Regions from separate parts of the Homo sapiens genome. Here region 2 is linked to region 1. Evidence: read pairs that join two places in POLR2A ChIA-PET (ENCODE). Cell type or tissue: Panc1. All regions are shown on one strand. Each heading gives the region's core, and the rest is flanking DNA. Links, peaks and the distances in the headings are about the cores only.

The links. Peaks named below come from ENCODE experiments on the same cell type or tissue, not always from the same donor. Only the 100,000 strongest peaks of a DNase experiment are listed, where the experiment ranks them.
Region 2: POLR2A ChIA-PET joins it to region 1 with 9 read pairs; 3 of 35 experiments call an interaction of 5 or more read pairs at or near these places.

What each region holds. Positions count from the first base shown.
Region 1 is chr1:8,736,932-8,744,235 of GRCh38, reverse strand. The region is part of intron 1 of RERE (arginine-glutamic acid dipeptide repeats); the gene reads left to right. Among named protein-coding and RNA genes, the nearest start is that of RERE, 77 kb to the left of the region's middle. In Panc1, for the core only: a CTCF peak has its summit at 4,693 (motif pointing right); a DNase peak (open chromatin) is centred at 3,928.
Region 2 is chr1:8,484,999-8,492,302 of GRCh38, reverse strand. The region is part of intron 10 of RERE (arginine-glutamic acid dipeptide repeats); the gene reads left to right. Among named protein-coding and RNA genes, the nearest start is that of SNORD128, 6.3 kb to the left of the region's middle. In Panc1, for the core only: no CTCF peak of the experiment used is centred there; no DNase peak of the experiment used is centred there.

The DNA of each region.
Region 1 (7,304 bases), core at 2,549-5,048:
AGCACCCAGGGGCAGCCTTAATGATTTTTGGGTGTAGTTGGAATAACAATTTCATTTTGAAAAGTCCTTTGGGCTTTAAGTTAAATGAAAGGGAATCATCTCTTAAAAGTATGTCCACTCCCACTTTGAGAGCTTTTCATTTCACAGCATCAGTATTAAGATTAATTTCTGGGACTGTCTATTTTCTTTCATTCAACCACTATTTATTGAGCACCTACTGTGCTTCAACACACAGTTCTAAGTGCTGAGGAAGCAGCAGCAAGTGAAACAAACCCAAATATTCCTTAATTCATGGAGAAAATATTCTAGTGGGAGAAAACAGACAGTAATATACAAATAAGTAAAGATTTGATGGTGAAAAGTGCTCTGGAGAAAAGTCAAGCAGGCACAGGGGAAATGGCAAGCTGAGATTTGGCTGAGGGAGTAAGTGGTCATGGTGGGCCTAAAGAATAACTGGGGAAAGGTGACATTTTAGCAAATAAGTGAGGGACTGAGCCCTGTAGAAGTAAAGGAAAGATCAGTCTTGGTAGAGAGAATATCCCCAAGGCCCTTGTTAAGTTTCATTTTATTGACAAGATTTTCTTGATCAGACTATGCATGTCTATACTGAGACATGTTATAGAAGATGAAATATATATCAGTTGGAATAAAAATAGTTTAAAAATGGCCAAGTGTGGCTGGGTGCGGTGGTTCACGCCTGTAATCCCAGCACTTTGGGAGGCCGAGGATTCCTTGGGGCCAGGAGTTTGGGACCAGCCTGGCCAACATGGTGAAACCCCGTCTCTACTAAAAAAAAAAAAAAAAAAAAATTAGCCTGTAGTCCCAGCTACTCGGGAGGCTGAGGTGGGAGGATTGCTTGAGCCTGGGAGGCAGTGGTTTCAGTAAGCCCAAATTCTACTACTGCATTCCAGCCTGGATGACAGAGTGAGACTTTGTCTCAAAAAAAAGAAGATAGGACTACAGGCACGCGCCCCTGTACCTGGCTAATTTTTAAAATTTTTTTGTAGAGATGGGGTCTTGCCTTGTTGCCCAGGTTGGTCTCAAACTCCTGGCCTCAAGCAGTCTTCCCATGTTAGCCTCCCAAAGTGCTGGGATTATAGGTGTGAGCCACTGTGCCCAGCTCGAATAGACTGCATACTTATTATGTCTTTTTTTAAACAAGTGTGTAATAAACTCACACACTTTTAAATTCTATAATACAGTTGTCCACAATATGTCTCGAGGATTAAACAATGATTGAGTTGCTGAAATAACGTCTGTTTGTATCCTAAGTTTTTCCCCCCTTTAGACTGTGAGAATGATATAAATAAGCAATAACAACAAAAAAGCTTAAATCTTCAAGATTATACTTTTTTTTTTTTTTTTTTTGAGACAGGATCTCACTCTGTCACCCAGGCTGGAATGTAGTGGCATGATCACAGCTCAGTGTAGCCTCAACCTCCCAGGTTCAGGTGATCCTCCCACCTCAGCCTCTTGAGTAGCTGGGACTACAGGGATACCCCATCACGCCTGGCTAATTTTTAACCATCATGCCTGGCTAATTTTAGCCTTCATGCCTGGCTAATTTTTGTAAGTTTTGTAGAGACAGGGTTTTGCCATGTTGCCTAGGCTGGTCTTGAACTCCTGGGCTTGAGTGATCTGCCTGCCTCGGCCTCCCAAAGCGCTGGGATCGCAGGTGTGAGCCAGCACTGCTGGTGGTTGTACTTTGTGTATTTTAGTGCTTTGGCTTGTGTGAGTTCTAGTCCTGAATATATTTCCCTTGGCCATTGAGTGGATGAGATTGCTACTCACTATTACGGATTTGGCTAAATTTCCTCCCAGAGTGTCAGAGTAACTTTATATACCGATTCAGCTCTACAATCTTTGCTCCATATATCCCTGAGCAAATTCCTGGAGTTAGCCAGAGAGATATTCCCTTTGGGAGTGTCAGAGAGGACCTAGTTTTTATTTCATATGGGTCAGAGTGCTTTAGAAGACTGTTTGCATTGCATAATGACTCTAGAACTGTGGTTGGGTAAACAAGTTACTGAAAACAAATAGGATGTATTGATTTTCTACCATAGAAGCATGGTGTGCAATGGAATGTCATGTTGTAATATTTGATTTTCATTATTGGGTGTAAATAAACAGAATCCTTTGATATATACATACTACACTGGGATGGCACTGTTCACCTTGAAAACTAACAGTCTTTTTCCTCATCTGCATACAATATACTGAAATCATATAAATTCATATTGCCAGCTGGTTGAATTAGTTCTTTTTCTTTTGAGGAATAGACTTTATATTTTACTGTATCTTAATTGTTAGGCATGAGACAAAGGCATTGTCTCCTTATCCTTAGAGTTATATATGTGTAATAATTTTATTGCATGTACACTGATCAACATATCAGATATAATCTCAAAGCCAAAATTTTCTCCTTTTAAGTTGTTATTTGCTTCATAAAATGCTTCCCCTTATATTAGTCTGTTCTTGCTGCTATAAAGAACTGTCTAAGACTGGGTAATTTATAAAGGAAATAGGTTTAATTGACTCACAGTTCCACAATGCTGGGGAGGCCCCAGGAAACTTACAATCATGGTGGAAGGTGAAGGGAAAGCAAGGCATCTTCTTCACAGGGTGGCAGGACAGAGTGAGTGCTGAGCGAAGTGGGGAAGAGCTTCTTATAAAACCATCAGATCGGATCTTATGAGAACTCACTGACCATCACGAGAACAGCATGGGAGAAACCGGCTCCACGATTCAGTTACCTCCACCTGGTCTCTCTCTTGACATGTGGGGATTATGAGGATTATGGGGTTTACAATTCAAGATGAGATTTGGGTGGGGACACAATGCCTAACCATGTCACCCCCCTTCATTCAACATCCATTAACTGAGCTGATACTGAGTGTCTGCTTTGTTCTAGACATCTTGCTAACTCTTTGGGATTCAGTGATGAAGAAATTTTTCTTGCCTTCATAGAGGTAAAAGTATGAATGATGAGAGTTAGTTAATAAGGAATTATGGTCATGTGCTGTGTAAAGAAATTCTGGGCAATGGTGGACCACACCAAATATATGACAGTGGTTCCATGAGATTATAATGGAGGCGAAAATTTCCTGTTGCTTAGTTACATTGTATGTGGTATAAGGTTGTAGCCCAGTATATTACTCATGTGTGTGGTGATGCTGGTGTAAGCAGACCTAATATGCTGCCGGTTATATGAAATATAGCACATTCAATCGTGGACAGTACGTAATACTTGATAGTGATTATAAATGATTGTTTTACTGGTTTATGTATTTACTATAGTGTACTTTTTATCATTATTTTAGAGTGTACGTCCTCTACTTACATATAAAATAATTCACTGTAAAATAGCCTCCAGCTATTCTGGAAGAGGTATTCCAGAAGAAGGCATTGTTATTGTAGGAGATGACAGCTCCATGTATGTTATTGACCCTGGAGACCTTCCATTGGTCCAACATGTGGCGGTGCAAGAGCAGCAGTGATGATCCTCACCCTGTGTATGCCTAGGCTAATGTGTGTGTGTTAGTTTTCAACAAAAACATTAAAAAAGTTAAAAAATTTAAAAATAGAATAAAGCTTATAAAATAAGATTATACAAATAAAATATCTTTGTAGAGCTGCACAATGTATTCGTGTTGTGTTTTAAGCTGAGTTGTTAAGAGTCAAAAAGTTTTAAAAATGGTTTATAAAGTAAAAAAGTTACAGTAAACTAAGGCTGATTTGTTATTGAAGAAAAAATAATATTTAAAAGAGGAATTTAGTGTAACCTAAGCACACAGTGTTTATAAAGTTCACAGTGGTGTATAGTAATGTCCTAGGCCTTCACATTTACTCACCACTGACTCACTGACTCACCCAGAGCAACTTCCAGTGAGCTCCATTCATGGGGTAAGTGCCCTAGACAGATGTACCATTGTGTTACAGTTGTTTACAGTATTCAGTGCTGTAACATGCTATACAGTTTTGTAGTCTAGGAGCAGTAGGCTATAGGGTATCATCTAGGCTTGTGTAACTACACTCTATCATGTTCACACAAGGATGAACATATATCCATTGTTAAGCAACATGTGATTGTACAATAATGTGTGGTAAGTGTTCTTAGTGGGGAAGAAGAGGATTCTTTTGGGTGTACTTAGCAGGGGCAAGTAACTTGGAGCAAGAGAGTTGAGAGCTGAAGAATGATGAAGAATCAGCTAACCAAAAAGTGGATATGGCAATAGGGGAAAGAAGGAAGGCTGTTCTGGGCAGAGGAAACCCATGTGCAGTGGCCCAGAGGCAAAACAGAATAAAAAAAGCAAGCAAGTAAAACTGGACGGGGGGATTAACACTATTATTAACAATAATATATTATTTATTATATAATATAATTAATTAATATATCAGTATTATTAACATTAATCATAATGGAGTGAAGTGGATGGAGTGAAGTAGATGGATTCAATAAATACTTAGAAGGTAGGACCTGTGGGACTTGATGACTGGAGGAAAAATCAAGGATGCCTCTAGGTTTTGGGCTTAGACAACTGATAGATGATTGTGTGCTTGTGTCAGTTATTGATTTATTGCTTCTCACCTCGAAGTATGTCCTTCATTGCTTGCTCTGTGAAAATGAATCTGGGCCTTTTGCTTTTCCTCCGCCAGCTGGCACGATGTTTAGTTTTGTCAGTAGAGGGTGCTGGAGAGACATTGAGGAGGAAAGAGATTTACTTGCTGGTTCCAAGAGAGGCCAGTGTGGCACATGGTGTTTCTTCAGTGCTCAGGCATTTGCAGCTCTTAGTGACCAGCAGCTCTCCTGCTGCCCAGGTAGCAGAGTACGTCCACTGAGACACTCTCCCACAAACAACTTTCCTTGGCATTCTAGAGGACTGATTTCTGGCAAATTTCACAGAGTGGATTGCCTGAAGTTCTGTCAGGTATGAGCCCCCTCCAGCAAGGTCTGGATCTCAGCCCTAGAGTTGGGGGAACTCTTTCTTGGGTGCTCTGTCTCAGCCTTAAGGGTGGTGGCAATTATATGTTGTGTTACATAATATTATATTTGCTACTATATTTTATGTCAGCTATTGCTGTGTTCTTTCAAGGTCTTATTTGCCAACTTCTCATTAATCTTTTGTTATAGTTAATGATTTTTTATCTTCCCTTGTTCAAATTACCATGTAGTTTCTTTCTCCTGATTGGACTTAGGCTATGACTGGACATAGAGTGTTCTGTTAGAATCATAAAGAGAGAGCATATTTGGGGAGAGAGATGGACAGAGTTTGGGACATGACCAATTTTAAGTGCAGAACACTCAGATATCCAAGTGCCTGTCCTATATGGGTTTGGAATGAGCTCCAAAGACCTGGATTGGAGATTGCCCAGGAAGAGTGTGAGGAACAAGATGACAGTATGGTCAGGATAGAGTCCTGTAGGTTACAGCCTGTTCACATGAAAAGGAACCTCCTAAGGAGGCTGGGGAAGACTGATTGGAGGGATACTATAGTTTATTATTATATTATTCATATGGTTTTTGTGAAGGTGAAATGAGTTGATATTATATAAAGCACTGAGCATAGTGTCTGGCACGTAAGTCCTTAGTAAATGGGACTACTGACTGTGCTGTTGTCTGCTGGGCAATGTGGTGGGTGTCAGGGATAGAGGATGACCAGGGCTGCAGGCTCTGCCTTGAGGGGTGGGGAATGGGAAGAGGCTTGTTAAGTGTGTTATAGTGAGTGGTAGGTGTCAGAAAGGCGTGAATAGGCTGGGTGTGGTGGCTCATGCCTGTAATCCCAGCACTTTGGGAGGCTGAGGCAGGAGGATTGTTTGAGGTCAGGAGTTTGAGACCAGCCCAGGAGAATCACTTGAACCAGGGAGGCAGAGGTTGCAGTGAGCCAAGTTCACACCACTGCACTCCAGCCTGAGTGACAGAGCGAGACTCCATCTCAAAAAAATAAAAAAAAAGAACAACAACAAAAGAAAGGCACGAATAAAGCTCCAAAAACTTCTGCCTTGGGGATTCTGATCAGGGGCCACAGAGGAGGTAAAGGCTCAGCTGGATCTTGGAGGAGAGGTGTAGGTTTGCCCCGTGAAGAGAGGGCAGGGAAGGTCTTCTGAACAGAGGCAACAGCGTTAGCAGAGGAGGGAGAGTGCTTGACAGCCCAGTCCCACAGCGGGGTCATGGTTTGCCTCTTGACTTAGGGGTGGGACAAAAATTGGACACACTTTCTGAATAGCTGTTTATTCTGCATCCTTATATTCCACAGTGTGCTTTGTTCTCATAACTAGATTTATAATTTATTTAGTGAGTTTTAAAATTTCTGCAGGACATTTGCTAGTTAACAATCTAAAATGATTTAAAACTTTGATTTATGCTAACATTTTGCTTAAGCTTTCATTGAGTGTGAAATTGGAGTGTGTAGGCTGAAATCTTTAAGAGGGGAAAGTTGAAATGTACTGCGTGCTGTGCCACTTCATTGAGTTTTACTCTCTGGATGAAAACATTTTTTTCCAGCCACGTGTGGTGGCTCACACCTGTTATCTTAGCACTTTGGGAGGCCAAGGCAGGAGGATCACTTGAGCCCAGGAGTTGGAGACCAGCCTAGGCAACATAGGGAAATCCTGTCTCTACAAAAAGAGTTTAAAAAGTTAAAAAAAAAAAAAATTCTGCTTCCTGAACATTGATAGAGCTCAGAACAGTTTCTGGGTCATGTGAGTTCTCTTCAACTTGCAATTGTTTTTCAAAGGTTCGACAACGGAAGAAATGGAAATTCCTAAAAATTGTATGACTCTTCTCTCAATAACTCACATTTTTGGAGATTTAGGAAACAAGTGTGATAAACTTTTGATTCTTTTGGAGGGAAAACGTGGCAATTAAGCCTTAAAGCCCTCTGTGATTTATTCTTTGTGACTGGAATGTTATTTTCCTTTTTCTCTGTCTGGCAAACTCTAAGTGGATGTATAGCTGACTTATTAGTTTCTAGTCTTTTCTAAAGCTTCTGAATTTGGTTTACCAAAGCACTGCCCTAAGATAAGTCTGTGGTAATACTGGCATGCTTTCATTGAAGACCTTCAAATTGTCAGAAAAAAAAAGGAAACAGTCCAGCAAGCATTCATTAGAATGTGTTATCTTTGGACCCTGGTAGAGGAAGTCCCTTGGCTGAAATGGCACACTCTAATCCAGAAATTCTCCTGAAAGGTCTGCTTCTGAGTCTTCAGAGGAAAGAGGAATACATTTTCTAAAGAAAGATAATCATTTGTTTTTTTCAGAAAGAAGAGTTAAACCATTCTTTATTGGCTAGGACTCCTGGGAATTA
Region 2 (7,304 bases), core at 2,268-4,767, 250 kb after region 1:
TGTAGACCATACTTCAGTATAGAAATCATTTTGGCTACTTTTGCCCATGGTTCTTTGTGGCAAGCTCCTTCTGAAGGTTTTGTTAGCACTCCCAGAGATTTTTTTGTTGTACAATTTTTCATTTTTATGACACTGAAACTCTTCAGACTAGCCTGACATGGCTCAGGTGTCTTAGGTTATGTGTACATATTTTGTGATGAATTGAAAAGTTATGTGCTGTTTTAATTTTTGTACTTCACTGTTGAACTGACTCCGAAAACTTCAGTTGCAAGCATTTTCCTAATGAAAAATGAATGAAAATATCCTGTGAGAGAAGTTACTGGGATTTTTTACTTCCCTAGAGTAATAGAAGATTTGAGCTGTGTTAAGTAATAAGTTAAAAAGATATATACATTGTTGTGTGGAAAGCATTTATTGTTTTCTTAGAGTATAGCATAGATTTAAAACAAGGTTAGGCATTTATCAGTTTAGAAGAAACCTGTGAGTAATTAGTGTATATTTCCTGCTTCCTAGGGCAACATAGAACTTAAATGAAATAGGCTATATGGCCACATTAAAGTGTGTTGAACATCCAGTAGGAGTATTTAAATACGAGTAAATTTAAATAAATCGTTTCATTTTTAAAACTGCAATTGGTTTAGAAAATTTTTGAGCTGTCAGTTCTTTTTTGTTTGTTTGTTTGTTTGAGGCAGGATCTTGCTCTGTTGCCCAGGCTGGAGTGCAGTGGTGGATCACGGCTCACTGCAGCCTTGACCTCCTGGGCTCAAGCAGTCCTCCCACCTCAGCCTCCAGAGTAGCTGGTACCATAGGTGTGCACTACCATGCCCAGCTGTTTTTCTTGTTTTGTTTTGTTTTTTGTTTTTGTTTTGAGATGGAGTTTTGCTCTTGTTGCCCAGGCTGGAGTGCAATGGCGCAATCTTGGCTCACCACAACCTCCCAGGTTCAAGCGATTCTCCTGCCTCAGCCTTCCGAGTAGCTGGGATTGCAGGCATGTGCCACCAAACCCGGCTAATTTTGTATTTTTAGTAGAGACAGGGTTTCGCCATGTTGGTCAGGCTGGTCTCGAACTCCCGATCTCAGGTGATTCACCTGCCTTGGCCTCCCAAAGTTCTGGGATTACAGGCGTGAGCCACTGCGCCTGGCCCAGCTGGTTATTTTTACTTGCAGAGATGATGTCTCACAATGTTGCCCAGAGCTATCAGTTCTTTATGACAATTATGTGGACCTATTTTTGAATCTAAGCTCTTAGATTACTTATTTTTATTCTGTTTTTTCTTCATTATTAACAAAAGAGATTGCTAGTGTGTAATTTTTGAAACAACTTATTGAGGTAAGATTTATGTATAATAAACTGCTCTGTTTCAAAGTAAAAAATTTGAGGGTTTTCAGATATATAAATCTGTGAAACTACTTATAAATCTGTGAAACTACTATAATGTCAAGATACAAAACATTTCCAACACCCCCAAAAGTTGCCTCATGGCCTCTTATAATCATTTTCTGCTTCCAGCCTCAGATAGCCATTGAAGTATCGTGTTTTCAATGTTTTTTTTATTTTTTTAAAATCATTTTGGAGTAGTTTGCATTTCGCGGAATGTTACAGGAATGGAATCATATTGTGTGACTTCTTTGGGCATAAGGATTTTGAGAGCCAGTTGTGTTTCATGTATCGATAGTTCATCCCCTTTTTATTGATAAGTATTCCCTTGTATGGATATGCATATTCACAATTTTTTCATATTCTTTAACCTTGTTAAACAACATTCTGGTTGTTTATAAGCTTTTGGCCATTATAAATAAAAGTTTTTTCAACATTGTTGTATGAGTCTTTATGTTGACATTTATCTTCAGTTCTCTCAGGTAAATACTTGGAGTGGCAGGATTGTTTGTACGTAGGAAGCTCTCTCAGAAACTGTCAAACAGGTTTCTTTTCTTTTCTTTTCTTTTTTTTTTTTTTTTGAGATGTTGCCCAGGCTGGAGTGCAGTGGTGCGATCTCGGCTCACTGCAACCTCCTCCTCCCAGGTTTAAGCAGTTCTCCTGCCTCAGCCTCCTGAGTAGCTACAGGCATGTGCCACCACGTCCAGCTAATTTTTTTGTATTTTTCGTAGAGACAGGATTTCACCACGTTGGCCAGGATGGTCTTGACCTCTTGACCTCGTGATCCGCCCGCCTTGGCCTCCCAAAGTGCTGGGATTACAGGCGTGAGCCACTGCGCCTGTTCTGTCAAACAGGTTTTTTTTTTTTTTTTGAGACAGAGTCTCGCTCTGTCGCCCAGGCTAGAGTGCAGTGAGTGGTGCGATCTACGCTTACTGCGAGCTCTGCCTCCCGGGTTCACGCCATTCTTCTGCCTCAGCCTCCCGAGTAGCTGGGACTACAGGCACTCGCCACCACGCCTGGCTAATTTTTTGTATTTTTAGTAGAGATGGGGTTTCACTGTGTTAGCCAGGATGATCTCGATCTCCTGACCTCGTGATCCTCCCACCTGGGCCTCCCGAAGTGCTGAGATTACAGGCGTGAGCCACTGCGCCCGGCCTACAGGTTTCTAAAGTGGTTCCAATTTAGATTCCCATCAGTAGTGTGTTATAATTTTACGTCTTTAGCATCTTCACCAAGACTTGGTGTTGTCAGTTATTTTTTTTTAAATTTTATCCATTTTAATGGATGTGTAGTCTGGTATCTCATTGAGGTTTTATTGGAATTTCCTAATTTAATAGGGTTGAGCATCTTTTCCTGTTTTATTGCCCATTTGTTTATCTTTTTTTGTGAAGCCTCTGTTCAAATAGTTTGTTTACTTAAAAAAATTTGTTTTACAATTTAGTTATAAGGATTGTTTGTTAATATTTCAGGTAGAAGTCCTTTGATATATGTATTGGGAATTATTTGTCCCATACCATGACTTTTTTTCATTCTTTTAAAAAAATTTTTTTTTCCTTTTTCTTTTTTTTTTTAAGTCTCACTTTGTCACCAAGGCTGGAGTACAGTAGAGTGATTATAGCTCACTGTAACCTCAAACTCCTGAGCTCAAGCAATCCTCCTGCCTCAACCTCCTGAGTACCTGGGACTACAGGCTACTACACCTGTCTAATTTTTTTTAGAGTTTTTGTTTGTTTGTTTGTTTCTTCTAGTGACAGGGCCTCACTATGTTTCCCAGGCTGGTCTAGAATGCCTGGCCTCAAGTGATCTTCCCACTTCAGCTTCCCAAAATGCCGGGATTAAGACATGAGCCACCGCACCTGGCCTGACTTTTTTTCCTTAATGTTGACTTTAATATATAGTTATGCTGAAGCTTAATAAGTCATTATTTTCCTTTTATGGTACTATCTCTGATTACTCCAAGATTACAAAGATTGTTTCTGTGCTTTATTCTAGAAGTTTTACTTCTTACATTTAGGTCTTTGATTCATTTTGAATTGTGATGCGTTAATTATGGAGTGAAAATTGATTTTCTTCCACACAGATACCTGTTGTTTGAACAATATTGGTTGGAAAAACTTTTCTCATTTGACTGCCTTGACATTGTTATTGAAAATCAGCTGCTTTTTTATGTTTGGATCTTTTTCTGGATTCTATTCTGTCTCATTGATCGTTATTAGGGCCTCTGTGTTTTGAATACTGTAGCTATATAGGAAGTCTTGACCTCAGGGGTGTCTTTCTGCTTTAAATGTGATTTTAAAGATTGCTTTGGCTATTTGAGGTAATTTCCATTTCCATGTAAATTTTAGAATCAGCCTTCCAGTTTCTAATTTTTAAAAAGTCTTGCAGGCGCAGTGGCTCACACCTATAATCCCAGCACTTTGGGAGGCCGAGGTGAGCGGATCGCCTGAGGTCAGGAGTTTGAGACCAGCCTGGCCAACATGGTGAAACCTCGTCTCTACTAAAAATATAAAAATTAGCCGGGCATGGTGGCACGTGCGTGTAATCTCAGCTATTCAGGAGGCTGAGGCAGGAGAATCACTTGAACCCGGGAGGCGGAGGTTACAGTCAGCCGAAACCGTGCCATTGCATTCTAGCCTGGGCAACAAGAGTGAAACTCTGTCTCAAAAAAATAATAATAATAAAAAATAAAAAGTCTGATGGAATTTTAATTGGGATTCTATTGAATTTATGGATCAGTTTGGGAAATACTGACATCCTAACAATATTGGATCTTCTAATCCATAAATACGATATTTCTCTATTTTTAAAGAAGTTGTCTTTGATTTTTTTTTTTTTTTTGATTAAAAAAAATTTAAAGAGGTCTTGCTATGTTGTTCAGTCTGGGCTTGAAGTCCTTGGCTCACGTGATCTCCTGCTTCAGCCTCCTGAGTAGCTGGGACTACAAGTGCATGCCACCATGCCCCGCTTTCTTTTACTTCTTACAATAAGATTTTTTGGGAATACAGATCTTACAACATTTTGTTAAATTTACTCCTAAGTATTTCCTGTTTGAGGATTCTGTTGTAACTAAAATTTTAATTTCTAAATGGTCTTCGATAGCATAGAAACACAATCAGTTTTTATATGTTGGCTTTTTTTGGTCCTGCTAAACATGTCGTGTGCAAATATAGTTTTACCTCTTCCTTTATGATCTATGTGTTTTATTTCTTTTTTGTGCTTTATTGCACTTCCTTGAACCTCTGCTATAATACTGAATAGAAGTGATGAGAGTGGACATTATCTTTCTAATCTTAGAAAGTTTTCAGTCATTTACTATTAAGTACAATGCAGTTTTTGTTGTATTTGTTTGTTTTGAGAAAGGGTCTATTGCCCAGGCTGGAGTGCAGTGTAGCAATCTTGAATCACTGCAGCCTTGACCTCCCAGACTCAAGTAATCCTCCTGTCTGAGCCTCCCAAGTAGCTAAGACTACAGGGTACACCATCATGCCCAGCTAATTGTAAAATTTTTTGTAGTGACGGGGTCTCACTATGTTGCCCAGCCTGGTCTCGAACTCCTGGGCCCAAGTGATCCTCCTCAGCTTCCCCAAATGCTGAGATTATAGGTGTAAGCCACTGCACCTGGCCTTTCTTTGTTTTTTTAATCAAGTTAGAATGATCTCTTATATATCCAGGTTGTTGAGTTTTTATTGTGAATGGGCATTGAATTTTGTCAGTTGCTTTGTTTTTCCTTCTGCATCTAATGAGATTATTATATGATTGTTATTCTTTATTTTGTTAATATAGTGAATTACATTGATTTCAAATATGAAGGAACTGTTTGTTCCTAGGATGAATCCTGCTTGGTCACTACGTACTATTGGATTCAATTTGCTAATAATTTGTTAAGGAATTTTACATTTGTGATCATGAGAGATACTGAGTTGTAGTCTTCCTTCTTTGTAATAAGGAGTTTGGTAATAAGAACTTTGGTTTTCATATCAGAGTAATACTCCCTCAAAAAATTAGTTGGGAAATCGTTCTTCCTGTTCTGTTTTCTTAAGATGTTTATGAAAGATTGATATTACTTTCTACATCAAATGTTTGCCAGAATTCACAGTTTAGCCATCTAAATTTTTTTATATAGAAAGTGCTTTTTTTCTTTTCTTTCTTTTCTTTTTTTTTTTTTTTTTAAGATGGACTCCACGTTGCCAAGGCTGGTAATTTGTTTCCTCTTGATCAATATAAAGACGTTTCAACATTATTGATCTCTTTAGAGTTTGGTTTTATTATTTTTTCCCGTTTGTTTTATATTTCATTGGTTTCTGTTCGTTATTAATTTTTTTCTACCTATTTGGGGTTTAATTTGATCATTTTCCTCCTAGCTTTCTAAAGTGGGATGTTAAATAGCTGATTTTACCACAAATTTTGATTTGTTGTGATCTATTATTCTGTTCAAAAATGTTTTGAATTTTTTGGTGATTTCTTTGACCCATGAATTATTTAGTACTAAATTCCTTAATTTCCAGATACTTGGGGCTTCTCTAAGTTTTATTTTTTGGAATGTTATTGATTTCTAATTTAATTTAATTCAGTGGTCAAAGAGTACTCAGTAACATTTCAGTATTTTGAAATCTTTTGAGCCTTGTTTCTTGGCTGAGCATGTGATGTGTCTTGGTTCATGTTTCATGTGTACTTGCCATCAACTTGCTCTCTGTAGTTACTGGGTGTGCTGTTATGCAGTGTCAGTGGTTGACGTTAGTATTCATATCTTCTCTTATACTAATTTTTTTTATCACCTAGTTGTATGTTACTGAGAGACATGTATGAAAGTCTTCAATAGTGATTGTAGGCCAGGCGCGGTGGCTTACGCCTGTAATTCCAGCACTTTGGGAGGCCGAGGTGGGCGGGTCACAAGGTCAAGAGATCGAGAACATCCTGGCCAATGTGGTGAAACCCCGTCTCTACTAAAAATAGAAAAATTAGCCGGGTGTGGTGGCGCACACCTGTAGTCCCAGCTACTCAGGGAGCCTGAGGCAGGAGAATTGCTTGAATCTGGGAGGCGGAGATTGCAGTGAGCCAAGATCGCGCCACTGCACTCCAGCCTGCCAATAGAGCGAGACTCCATCTCCAAAAAAAAAAAAAAAAAAAAGTGATTGTAGAGTTGGTTGTTTCTCCTTTTGATTCTGTTAATTTTTGCTTCATATATTTGAAGTTGGTTATTAGACACATGAACACTTAAAATATTTGTGTCTTTCTCTGTCTTTTGACCCTTTTACCTTTCTGCTGTAACCTTTTTTGTGTCTACTAATATTCTTTGTCTTGAAGTCTGTTTTGTCTAATGTTAATACAGCCACTCTAGTTTTCTTATGCTTGTTGTCTGCATGGTACATCTCTTTACAACTTCTTACTTTGAATCTTGTTTTTTCTTTGTATTTAAGGTAACATCTCCTGTATTCTTTAGTTGTTTCATGCCTTTTTATCTAGTTTGGCAAGCTCTGCCTTTTGTTTGGAGTGTTGAGTCTGTTTTAATTTAATGAAGATGGTTTTCAGGTTATATAAAACTTTAGCCGTATGTCTTTTTTTTGAGACAGAGTTTCGCTGTTGTTCCCCAGGCTGGAGTGCGATGGCACGATCTCGGCTCACCACAACCTCCGCCTCCCAGGTTCAAGTGATTCTCCTGCCTCAGCCTCCCAAGTAGCTAGGATTACAGACATGCGGCACCACGTCCAGTGAATTTTGTATTCTTAGTAGAGACGGGGTTTCTCCATATTGGTCAGGCTGGTCTTGAACTCCCTACATCAGGTGATCTGCCCACCTTGGCTTCCCAAAGTGCTGGGGTTACAGGAGTAAGCCACCGGATCCGGCCCACATTCTTAATAGTAGAGGCCTCATTGAAGAATCACAGAGGTAGTTAATAAATATCTTATTTTCATGGCCACATGACTTG